Regions from separate parts of the Homo sapiens genome. Here region 2 is linked to region 1. Evidence: read pairs that join two places in POLR2A ChIA-PET (ENCODE). Cell type or tissue: PC-9. All regions are shown on one strand. Links, peaks and the distances in the headings refer to the core of each region. The heading gives the core; the rest is flanking DNA. Region 1 overlaps ITGA2B (integrin subunit alpha 2b). Region 2 overlaps DBF4B (DBF4B-CDC7 kinase regulatory subunit).

Region 1 (4,771 bases), core at 772-4,771:
ACTCCTGTAGTCCCAGCTACTCGGGAGGCTGAGGTAGGAGAATCACTTGAACCCGGGAGGTGGAGGTTGCAGTGAGCTGAGATCATGCCACTGCACTCCAGCCTGGGTGACAGAGTGACACTCCGTCTCAAAAAAAAAAAAATTAGCCGGGCGTGGTGCCGCATGCTTGTAATCCCAGCTACTCGGGAGGCTGAGGCAGGAGAATCGTTTGAACCTGAGAGGCAGAGGTTGTGGTGAGCCGAGATCATGCCATTGCACTCCAGCCTGGGCAACGAGAGCGAAACTCTGTCTCAAAAAAAAAAAAAAAAAAAAAAGAAAGGAAATGTGGAGAGGAGCACATGTCCTAAATTGATTTGCAGAACTAAAGTTGTCTACCCTCCCGCACCTTGCATTTCTGTTCCATTTCCCTCATCTCCATCAACATTATAAATATTTGAAAAGAAGCAATAGGTCATTAATGATTAGTATTGATCAGGCTTCAGAATCAAGAGTGCCAAGATTAGAGTCTTGGCTCCTCCTCTTCATAGCGTGTACCCTGAGCTACTATTGTGAGAGACACTGTGCCCACCAGCTTCAGGGAGTGGCAATGGGTGGCAATGGCAGATAGCCTTCAAGTGTCAGCCACTTAGGGGATTTCCTCTGCTGAAGAGAGCCAGTTCACTCCAAGTCCCCTCCCAAGATGGCCCACATCCAGTGTCTGATCAATGAGAAGTGGGTGAGTGGGGAGAGTGGAGGCAGGTGTGGGGGAGGCATTTGATAAGGGTCCAGCCCTCTTTCATCAACTCTGACAATTCTTTTTTTCTTCTTCTTCTTTTTTTTTTTTTTTTTTTTTTTTTTTTGAGATGGGGTTTCGCTCTTGTTGCCCAGGCTGGAGTGCAATGGCACAATCACTGGCTCACCGCAACTTCTGCCTCCCGGGTTCAAGCGATTCTCCTGCCACAGCCTCCCGCGTAGCTGGGATTACAGGCATGTGCCACCACACCCGGCTAATTTTGTATTTTTAGTAGAGACGAGGTTTCTCCATGTTGGTCAGGGTGGTCTCGAACTCCCAACTTCAGGTGATCCACCCGCCTTGGCCTCCCAAAGTGCTGGGATTACAGGCTTCAGCCACCATGCCCAGACTTTTTTTCTTCTTTTTTTTTGAGATGGAGTTTCGCTCTCGTTGCCCAGGCTGGAGTGCAATGGGGTGATCTCGGCTCACTGCAACCTCTGCCTCCTGGGTTCAAACGATTCTCCTGTCTCAGCCTCCCGAGTAGCTGGGATTACAGGTGCATGCCACCATGCCCGGCTAATTTTTGTATTTTTAGTAGAGACAGGGTTTCACTATGTTGGCCAGGCTGGTCTCAAACTCCTGACCTCAGGTGATCAGCCTGCCTCGGCCTCCCAAAGTACTGGGATTACAGGCGTGAGCCACCACACCCGGCCAACTCTGACAATTTTGAAGGGTCATTCTAGTTCCAAAGCTCGTGGGGTGTTGGCGAATGCTGTCATTGGGCCTGAATCAGCTCAACTCCTTCCTGTGCCCACTCCTGCTGATTTCCCCTCCTATAAGTAGTGATCCCATTGGCACTACTTAAACATCCTGCAGGCTAAAAAAATATTATGGGCCAGACACAGAGGCTCACGCCTGTAATCCCTTGGCCTCCCAAAGTGCTGGGATTACAGGTGTGAGCCACCATGCCCAGCCTATAAAAAAATTTTTTTTAATTAGCCAGGCATGGTGTTGCACACCCGCAGTCCCAGCTACTAGGGTGGCTGAGGGGAGAGGATTGCTTGAGCCCTGGAGATCAAGGCTACAGTGAGCTGTGATCATGCTGCTGCACTCCAGCTGGGCAACAGAATGAGACCCTGTCTCAAAACAACAAAATTATTTTTTAAAATTATAGCATTGTTTCAAGAGCGTTTGTTATGTATTTGGCTGGGACCATGCTAACCGTTACTCGTATTTATTACATTTACTCCTGACAGCATTGACTGGTTGTGAAAACCAGTCATTGGTTATGAAATTGGTATTCCTATTTCACATATGGCAGAATTGTGATTTAAACCTAGATCTGCTAGGGTCCTCCTATCAGCACACACACTCCAGCCCCACTTTAGAGGTACCCGCTACCTTCCCTCATTAAAACCAGCTCTCAAGAGGGGATCTGGTAACAGTCTAGGCAGGCATTCCAGGGAGCATGTGAACCGCTGGTTCTTGTTGCGGGTGGAAGGATGGAGGTGTTGTACAGAGTTTAGGTCTTTTTCAGCAAAGATCTCAAACCCCTGGTGTTCAAATCAAACCAAATGGTTATAGTCCCAGCTCTACTCTCAACTCACTGGGTTACTTTAGCCACGTGATTGCCCTCGCTGAGAGTCGGTTTCACTGTCCATAAGATGAAGAAGTACATCACGGTGGTCTGTGAGGTGTCATTGAGGAAAGATGGTCCAGTGCCCCCATGCCACATGGCCTTCCGGGCAGTGCTCCCAGCGCCGGCGCCAGGGCCTGGGATACGCTGGAATCTGCGCGGCGCTCACCCAGCTTTCCTATGCAGAGTGGCCATCGTGGTGGGCGCCCCGCGGACCCTGGGCCCCAGCCAGGAGGAGACGGGCGGCGTGTTCCTGTGCCCCTGGAGGGCCGAGGGCGGCCAGTGCCCCTCGCTGCTCTTTGACCTCCGTGAGTCCCAGGCAAGGAGAGCAAGGTTGGGGTCAGAGGGACGTGGACTGCCGGGCTTCAGCGCCCCACCCCTTCTTGTGCCTTCCAGGTGATGAGACCCGAAATGTAGGCTCCCAAACTTTACAAACCTTCAAGGCCCGCCAAGGACTGGGGGCGTCGGTCGTCAGCTGGAGCGACGTCATTGTGGTGGGCCCCGCGGTACAGGGCACAGGGAACAATCGGGGGCAGGGACACCTGGGGCCAGGAGGAGCCCAAGTCTCGCGCCCGTCCCCACTCCTGTGGCCTTTCTCCAGGCCTGCGCCCCCTGGCAGCACTGGAACGTCCTAGAAAAGACTGAGGAGGCTGAGAAGACGCCCGTAGGTAGCTGCTTTTTGGCTCAGCCAGAGAGCGGCCGCCGCGCCGAGTACTCCCCCTGTCGCGGGAACACCCTGAGCCGCATTTACGTGGAAAATGATTTTAGTAAGCGCCAGCTACGACCTGGCCCCGCCCACTCGCGACGGCTTGGCCCCGCCCCCATCGGATCCCGCCCCCAGCGCCGCAGCCCTTGCTTTGGATCTGGCCTCGCCCCAGGGCCCCGCCGACTCAAGGCCCCGCCCCTGTCCCCCAGCCCTCCTCCGGGCTCGCGCGCGCCTCCCTTCACCCCTGCGCTGACCCCTCCTCCTTGTCTCCTGCAGGCTGGGACAAGCGTTACTGTGAAGCGGGCTTCAGCTCCGTGGTCACTCAGGCGAGTAGGGAGCAAAAGCGCAGTGGGGGCGGCTCCCAAACAGGGCCCCCTCTCACCCTCAGGACTTCCCTTCCAGGCCGGAGAGCTGGTGCTTGGGGCTCCTGGCGGCTATTATTTCTTAGGTACGTGCCCATCCGTACACCTCCCTCCCTTCTCGCGGCCCAAGGAGACCGCTTTGGGCTTCACACCCGCTGTCCCTCCCGCCCTAGGTCTCCTGGCCCAGGCTCCAGTTGCGGATATTTTCTCGAGTTACCGCCCAGGCATCCTTTTGTGGCACGTGTCCTCCCAGAGCCTCTCCTTTGACTCCAGCAACCCAGAGTACTTCGACGGCTACTGGGGTAACACCGCCATTCCAGACTTCCAGCACCCCGAGGGTCACCGCCCACCGCAGACGGTCAGGTCCTGCCCCTGTGGGAGCCTCCATGGCCACCCCTGCCGGCCAACCCACCGCCTAAGCCGCTCCCGCCCTCCGCTCCTGCGGCTTCCCCGCAGACCGCCCACCTCCCATGCGCCCACCGCTCCCTTCCACTGCGGACTCGTAGCGCAGCCTGGGGCAGGGCTTGGCCCCTCGAAGGCCTCCGTTTTTCCATCTGCACAATGCAGGGCTGGGGCTGAGTGGCCTTAATCTCCTCCTTCTTTGCCCTCCGTCCCCTCTGTGCTTCCTCCCCTGGAAAAGACTAATTTGCGCCCTTGTCCTCAGGGTACTCGGTGGCCGTGGGCGAGTTCGACGGGGATCTCAACACTACAGGCAAGAAATCCACTTAGGGCGGGAGTTGGGTAGCCCAGCCCGGGGAGGAGCGCCTTCCTGAAATCTCCCCTATGTAGGGAAATCTTCCTGCACACACATTTTTCCCTGGGTGCAGAACGGGGAGCGGGAAGTGGGTAGGTTCTAAGGCTCTCATTCCCTGAGCCTGGCTCTCCCTATCGCCAGAATATGTCGTCGGTGCCCCCACTTGGAGCTGGACCCTGGGAGCGGTAAGTGCCCCCACCACTGGGCCTCCCGAAGCCCCTTATCCCAGTTCTCAGGCTGACAACTCCTGAGCGCCCCCCACCCCCGCCCCGCCTCCACCAAACCACCCTTTCTCACCTGGAGTGGGAGGTTGCTTTGGGTACAAGAATGATGCTCTCGCCTGCGCTGTCCGTGCAGGTGGAAATTTTGGATTCCTACTACCAGAGGCTGCATCGGCTGCGCGGAGAGCAGGTGGGGGCCAGGTCCCAGTGGGCGTGGCTGGGTGGAGGGGGAACTGAGACTTCAGAATATTTCATGGGAGGTGAGGGCCCATTTCTTAAAGAGGATGCTTGTCCAGCGGCGTGAATGATGGTGCTCCTCATCTTGCAGATGGCGTCGTATTTTGGGCATTCAGTGGCTGTCACTGACGTCAACGGGGATG
Region 2 (7,780 bases), core at 1,864-5,863, 360 kb before region 1:
GACGCTTGCCACTAGTTGTCCTGGTGCCGCAGGGGTTGGGGGCTATTGGGACAAAAAATGAAGCCTGTGGCCAGGAGGCCCCCACTCTCTTCTTAGCACTGCCACTGGGGAACTGAACCTTCCGCTTGTGGCCAAAAAGTGCCAGGTCTGGGCCAGAGGAGAGTTCCATAAAACCAGAGCTAGGCAGGAGGCATTGGCAAGCAGGGCTCCTGGACACTGGTATCCCTGGGGGGTCCACAAACACATCAACTGACACCCCCAGGTCCTGGCAGCTTGCTATAGGTCCAGGTACCTCACCAGTCCCTGCACGTTCAGCTGGTGCCTGCGTGCTGTCCACTGTCCCATCCTGCTCTGGGATACCTGATGCCTGGCAGCTGTCTTCTTTCCTTATCCTGGGAGATGCTGCCCTGGGATGGGAGGGCTGATGGGGGTGCAGAGTCTCAGGACAGAGAGGGTCACAATCAGAAGCTGGGGAACCTGACCACCTGTTGGGACAGAAACACTGTGAGCTGCAGGTTTCAACTTCACAGCAGGCCTGGGCCAGGGCTGAGGGCACAGGGAGAGCTGCCACAGCTGGCGGTTCATGTGCCGAGAGAGCTGCCTTCTCTGAGGCCCTGTGTGAAAGTCCTCCTGTTTGGGTCTAACCTGCCGCAGCAACCAGCACTGTGTGCACTTCTCTTGGCTCTGCAGCCTGTGGTTGGGGCCGGCCAGAGGAATAGGTTAGAGGCTATTCCATTTCATGACTTCACAGAGGAGGCTGTGCCCTTTGGCAGCTGAAGAAAGCAGCGCAGTGCCTGGCTGTGCAAGTTGAGCTTGAGGTGGAGATTTGGGGTGAGAGGTGAAGCCACAGCCCCAGGTGGGAGAGGGTCTGCCTTGCTGGCAGCAAGGGGAAGCAGGGCTCAGAGGGCCCTGGAATTCCCACCAAACCCCATGCAGTCCTTCTTTCTGGGGGTGACTTCTACAGAGGGGAAAGACTTTGCTTTTCACCTATCTAGGAGAGGCCCAAGCACTAACCCCCTGCTCCCTGGCCAGAACTGCTTATCAACCACATCAAAGCCTGTGGAGTTGGAAGGGAGCCACAGTGTAGTCTGGGTCTAGTCTTCATCAAGTGAAGCCACAAATGGAGGTCTTTTTATTTTTTTTGGCCAGCCCCAAAACAAACAGGACTGAGGATAAGGGGAAAGGAAGGTGAGAAAAGAGGAAAACATCACAGTCTGGTCCCAGCAGCCACCAACCTGAGGGTCTCTTCCCACCCAGAGGGCAACAGAGGAGAGAGCAGACACAGTTGTGCCTGCCAGCGTGGCACTCACCTGGGGAGGCCAGCCTGGAAAGGGATGTCTGCAAAGCTGTGGCTGAGCTGAGCAATGATCCTGTCCACTTCTGCATATAGATGGGCTTCCAGGGCAAAGCTCCGGTGCTGGGCACTCTGAAGATGCTGCCGGCGGGGGAGAGGAGCACAGGGCATTAGATGAGGCCTGGGGGGAGGGGGACACGGAAGCTGACCTCCCAGCCCATGCTCTGGCCCTGGAGGACAGCCATAGCAGCATAGAGATCGCATAGGAAGGACTCATCCCCAGTGAGCAGGCTCCCTCAGGGCACTCTGGGAGCAGCTGCTTAATGGGGAAGGGGCTCACCACATGGAGCTCCTCGAAGGCCTCCTGACAGCACTCGCAGTAGCCTTTCTTCCTCCTGGGCATGGTGTGGGCAGCTGATCGTGGGCTTGGCTCTCCATCCTTGGATTCTCTGGGGAGGGTACATAGTGCGGCAAAGTGGTTACTGCTGGGGCCCTTGGGGGGAGGAGCCACTACTTAGAGCCTGGAGCCTAGGTCAGGGAGGGGAAGGACCAAGATGGCCAAGGGGCTGTGCAGGCACCGGCAGGCAGGCCTTCCCTGAGCTTGGTACCAATCATCTAAGAATGGCAAGAGGGGAACAAGGAAGAAGACGTCTGGAGACCTCCCTGTGGGCAGCCTGTCTTATCTCTGTCCTCTCTCTCTTTTTTTTTTTTTTTTGAGAGAGTCTAGCTTAGTCACCCAGGCTGGAGTGCAGTGGTGCGATCTTGGCTCACTGCAATCTTCACCTCCTGGGCTCAAGCCATTCTCCTGCCTTAGCCTCCAGAGTAGCTGGGATTACAGGCGCCCGCCACAATGCTCAACTCATTTTTGTATTTTCAGTAGAGACGGGGTTTCACCATGTTGGCCAGGTTGGTCTCAAACTCCTGACCTCAGGTGATCCACCTGCCTTGGCCTCCCAAAGTGCTGGGATTACAGGTGTGAGCCACCGCGCCAGCCATCTCCGTCCTTCTCTTAAACGACAGGTGAAGATGGGATGGTGACGGCAGCAGCAAGAATCCCTTGTAGGAATTCCAACTCTGTGCTCAAACCTACACCCACATTCATGAGACCTGAAAGATGAAAGGGAAAAGGTCTCAACCACAGTGAAGGGACTGCTCTTCTTTTCCACCCTGAATGTCTCCCCAGCTTGGTTCAGTCTGTCCCTTCTCTCATGCTGCCTTGGATCTCTCACAGCTGTCCTCACTGTCCGCTAGGATTTTCAAACCTTCCTCAAACCTGACTTCTTTTTTTTTTTTTTTTTTTGAGATGGAGTATCGCTCTGTCACCCAGGCTGGAGTGCAGCAGCATGATTTCGGCTCACTGCAACCTCCACCTCCTGGGTTCAAGTGATTCTCTTGTCTCAGCCTCCCGAATAGCTGGGATTACAGGAACACACCACCACGCCTGGCTAATTTTCTTTCTTTTTTTTTTTTTTTTTTTTGTATTTTTAGTAGAGACAGGGTTTCACCATGTTGCCCAGGCTGGTCTCAAACTCCCGACCTCAGGTGATCTGCCCACCTCAGCCTCCCAAAATGCTGGGATTACAGGACTGAGTCACCACATCCGGCCAAGCCTGAATTCTTATCTGAATATCAGCCCCATATTTCTAACAACCAAAGGGCATTTCTATCTGGCTGTCCAGCAAACTCGACAAGTCCAAAACACTCCTTTTAAAGACTTCCTAAGTATGACACAAACCCCAGAAGATATACAGAAAAACTCATAAATTCAGCTATATACAACTTTAAAATATGTATGCATGGCAAAGAATCATTAGCAAATGATATGGTTAGGCTTTGTGTCCCCACCCAAATCTCATATTGAATTGTAATCCCTATAATCCCCAAGTGTCAATGGAGAGACCAGGTGGAGATAACTGAATCAGGTGGTTTCCCCCATGCTATTCTCGTGACAGTTCTCATGAGATGTGATGCTTTTGTAAGGGGCTCTTCCCCCTTCACTCAGCACTTATCCCTCCTGCCACCTTGTGGAGAAGGTGCCTTGCTTCCCCTTTGCCTTCCATCATGATTGTAAGTTTCCTGAGGCCTCCCCAGCCATGCTGAACTGTGAGTCTATTAAACCTCTTTCCTTTACAAATTACCCAGTCTCAGACAGGTCTGTATAGCAGTATGAAAATGGACTAATATAGCAGAGTTAAAAGACAAACCACAAACTTGGGGTTTTCTTGTCTTTTAAAAGTATTTACAACTTCTCTGCTCAGGGAGGCTTAGGAAAAAAATATATATATTGATTTATTTACAACTGCCAGGTACAGTGGCTCACACTTATAATCCCTGCACTTTGGGAGGTCAAGGTGGGAGGATCACTTGGGCGCAGGAGTTCGAGACCAGCCTGGGCAACATGGTGAAACCCCACCTCTACAAAAAATATAAAAATTAGCCAGGTGTGGTGGTGCACACCTGTACTCCCAGTTACTTGGGAGGCTGAGATGGGAGGATTGCCTGAGCCTGGGAGGTGGAGGTTGCAGTGACCAGAGAAAAGAAAATATTTACAACTAATAACAAAGAGCTCATTTTTCTAATATGAGAAGGGCTCCTTACAAATCATTAAAGTGATCAATAACCAAATAAAAAATGGGCAAAGTATAAAAAGAAGGTTCACATAAAAAGAGATTCAAACAACCAAACATATGCAAACTTACTTAGCCTCATTCATAGTAAGAAAAAACAAAAATTATAATTATACTGAGATACAGTTTTTAATCTGTTATACTGGAGGTCAGCATATCTGCCAGTCACAGCATGAGGCAAGGGGATGGGAAACAGCCTCTCTCATGCAGTGTAGGTAAACATATAAGTTGGTATCCGCTCCATGAAAAGCCATTTGGCTGAATTTATCAAAATTATAAATGCATATATCTTTTAACCCAATATTTCTACCTTTAGGAATTTATTCCACAAATGAGCAATTGCAAATTTACTCTGAACATGATTTTCATTGGAGCTAATCTAAGCATCCATGAATAACAGACTGGTTAAATAAAATACAGTAAATACATTCCATACAATGGAATAATGGATACCCTGCAGCCATAAAAGGGAATGCAATTTTTTTTTTTTTTTTGAGACAGGGTCTACTCTGTCACCCAGGCTGTTGTGCAGATTCACCACCTTGGCTCACTGCAACCTCTGCTTCCCATGCTTAAGCAATTCCCCAGCCTCAGCCTCCTGAGTAGCTTAGACTACAGGCTTGCACCACCATGCCTGGCTAATTTTTGTATTTTTAATAGAGGTGGGGTTTCACCATGTTGCTCAGGCTGGTCTCAAACTCGTGAGCTCAAGTGATCCACCTGCCTCAGTCTTCCAAAGTGCTAGGATTACAAGTATAAGCCACTGTGTCTGGCCAGATTTTTTAAAAATATAAAAATAGAGATGGGCGGGGGGGGGGGGGGGTGGTCTCATTATGTTGCCCAGGCTGGTCTCGAACTCCTGGCCTCAAAGTGATCCTTCCCCCTTGGCCTCCCAAAGTGCTGGGATTACAGGTGTGGTCTATCTCCAGAGATAGTTCATGGATATATAGGTACATGTGTATCCTTCGTTCCCTCTTCTTACATAAAGAATCATATAGGCTGGGTGTGGTGGCCCACACCTGTAATCCCAGCATTTTGGGAGGCTGAGGTGGGTGGATCACGAGGTCAGGAGTTCAAGACCAGTTGGCCAACATAGTGAAACCCCATCTGTACTAAAAACACAAACAATTAGCCGGGCGAGGTGGTGTGCACTGTAATCCCAACCACTCAGGAGGCTGAGGGAGGAGAATCGCGTGAACCTGGGAGGCGGAGGTTGCAGTGAGCAGAGATCACGCCACTGCACTCCTGCCTAGGCAACAGTGTGGGACTCATTCTCAAAAAAAAAAAAAAAAAAAAAGAATCATACAGTATTGACTATGCTGGATGTTACTTGCTTTTTCTTTTCATGCTGCCCCAGGCTGCACTCTCCATTTGGCAGGGGTGAGGCACCACTCGGATCTCCTCCAGCCTCTACCCCTGGGAGGAAGGTTGCACCAGTGAGGGGATAGAACTGGAGGCTGGGTGTGGAATATAGACTTTTCACATTAAACCATTTGTAACACAAATTTTAAACTTTTTAAATTTAAAAATTTTTAAACTTTAAAATATAATAATGATTTCAAAAATGTAAAAATTTAAACACTTCTTCCTACACATATTTTCCACATACACACGTGCCTGGAACTTTGATGTCCCACCAGGGCCAACTCCCTGCCTAGGCGCCTCACATGCAGATACCAAAGCTTCATTGCTTCATCTTCCCTTTACAGCCTCTTAGCTCCTCTGTGATCCCAAGGCCATCCCAGGCCTAGCATCACTGCCAGCGCCAAGCCTGGGCCACCTTCTGACTGGCTCTCCCTGGTATCCCTTGTATTGGGACTTAACCTCACCTCTTTCTCTCTTTGCTCCCATTTCATCTACTGCCACATTCCCTTAATTTTTTCCCTCCTATTTGTACTATTTTCTTACCCACAGCCTTTGTCAGCTGATGGAAACCACAGAGCCTCCTTGGCCCCAGGAACTCCAGGGCTGAGAGTCTGCTCTGTTCTCTCCTGGTCTATAACCCCACAGCCCAGAGGTTAGAAAGGGTCTGAGAAGGCATCTCACCCATCACCTGAGCTGAATTCCTTCTCTACTTTGGTTAATGAGGGTTCAAATTCTCAAACATCTGCAGAGTAGAAACATTAACAAGCCCACAAGCCATGAGCCACGTAATGCAGCGATCTTCTCCCCCGCCCCGCCCCTTAGTTATTCCTGATGTTTGGCCCAACCAGTTTAAACTTTGATATTCACTGAAATCACATGAGAGCTTGTAAAATGCAGCTTTTGGGGCTCCATCATCAGATATTTTGATTCTATAGATATGGGGTGGAGTTTAGGAACCTGCATCAGGGTTTCACTCTGTCACCCAGGCTGGAGTGCAGTGGCACAATCATAGCTTACTGCAACCTTGAACTCCTGGGCTCAAATGATTGTCCTGCCTTAGCCATCTGAGTAAGTGGGACTACAGGCACTTGTCATCACGCTTGACTAATTTTTTTTTTTTTTTTTTTTTTGAGAAGGAGTCTCGCTCTATCACCCAGGCTGAAGTACAGTGGCGCAATCTCAGCTCACTACAACCTCCGCCTGCCGGGTTCAAGCCATTCTCCTGCCTCAGCCTCCCAAGTAGCTGGGATTACAGGTGTGCACCACAATGCCTGGCTAATTTTTTTTTTGTTGCATTTTTAGTAGAGAAGGGGTTTCACCATATTGGCCAGGCTTGTCTCAAACTCCTGACCTGAAGTGATCCGCCCCCTTAGCCTCCCAAAGTGCTGGAATTACGGGCATGAGCCACTCTGCCTGACTCATAATTTTTTACATTTTTATTTTTATTTTTTGTAGAGGCAGAGTCTTGCTATGTTTGTGTGCCCAAGTTGGTCTCAAACTCCTGGCCTCATGTGATCCTCCCACTTTGGCATCTCAAAGTGCTGAGATTACAGGCATCAGCCACTGTGCCCAGCTAGAACTTGTATTTTTAATTAAAGAGACCCCAGGGGACTCTGATAATGGTGGTCTATAGATATGAGTTTGAGAAAGCGGTCTATTGTCTTCTGTGTATACTCGGTAAACCCTGCCGAGTGAGGTAACTGCTGGGTGCACCATGTCTGGTTGCAATGGTCCATGCTCTGGGGGAAACAGTGCAGGCCAGGGGTTCTGGGCGGACAGGGTAAGAGTGCTGTATCTCAGCAGTGAATTAACAAATAGGTCTTCTTCGACCCTTAAGGAGAAGGGGGTGCCCTTCACAACCCTGGCACCTCCCTTTCTTCTTCAAGTTAAATTCTTCAGTACGGATGAAGAACACAAAATAAAATGGATGAACGCTCCTAGTCTCTCTTCTCTGGGCTACGTTCCCAGAATAGACTTTGCCTAAGGAGCAAACACATGGCCATTCCCAAATCTGACCAGCAGGCCCCCGATGGGGAGGACTTTGGCCTGTAACCAGCCCTTGGTACTCAGGAACCAGAAAGACCCACCTGGTATGGTGCATGCTGCCCAGGGTCGTCGGGGCCTCAAAGGGACTTGCATCTTTGGGTCCAAGAAAAGAAATTTCAGGAAAGGATTTAAACTGATGATGGAAAGGACGAAACTTCCTGCAACAGAGAAAACTTCCACTTTGACTACAATGGGGAAGGTAAAGGCTGAGGAGGGGGCCTCGCCCAATGCCCTAGAATTCCAGCCCTGATAAAGTGGACTCTCACCTCCACATCTTTTAAATTCTATAACAAAACTCATCAGCCTTTCTAGGTTAAATTAATACATATGTTCTCCCTGTCTACTTTTCTTTTTTTTTTTTGAGACAGAGTCTCGCTGTCGCCCAGGCTGGAGTGCAGTGGCGCGATCTCGGCTCACTGCAAGCTCCGCCTCCCAGGTTCACACCATT

What was found. ChIA-PET counts read pairs that join two places held together with the same protein. Peaks named below come from ENCODE experiments on the same cell type or tissue, not always from the same donor. Only the 100,000 strongest peaks of a DNase experiment are listed, where the experiment ranks them.
Region 2: POLR2A ChIA-PET joins it to region 1 with 9 read pairs; 3 of 35 experiments call an interaction of 5 or more read pairs at or near these places.

The regions. Positions count from the first base shown.
Region 1 is chr17:44,383,895-44,388,665 of GRCh38, reverse strand. ITGA2B (integrin subunit alpha 2b) reads left to right here. Exons shown (of 30, transcript NM_000419.5): 2 at 2,535-2,656; 3 at 2,745-2,842; 4 at 2,950-3,115; 5 at 3,331-3,380; 6 at 3,457-3,502; 7 at 3,590-3,718; 8 at 4,081-4,128; 9 at 4,312-4,355; 10 at 4,528-4,581; 11 at 4,720-4,771. Among named protein-coding and RNA genes, the nearest start is that of ITGA2B, 3.4 kb to the left of the region's middle. RefSeq lists an enhancer at 2,817-2,956. In PC-9, for the core only: no CTCF peak of the experiment used is centred there; a DNase peak (open chromatin) is centred at 3,165; H3K4me3 peaks cover 1,211 bases.
Region 2 is chr17:44,741,046-44,748,825 of GRCh38, reverse strand. DBF4B (DBF4B-CDC7 kinase regulatory subunit) reads right to left here. Exons shown (of 14, transcript NM_145663.3): 10 at 7,374-7,490; 11 at 1,635-1,743; 12 at 1,311-1,435; 13 at 361-485. Among named protein-coding and RNA genes, the nearest start is that of ADAM11, 14 kb to the left of the region's middle. In PC-9, for the core only: no CTCF peak of the experiment used is centred there; no DNase peak of the experiment used is centred there.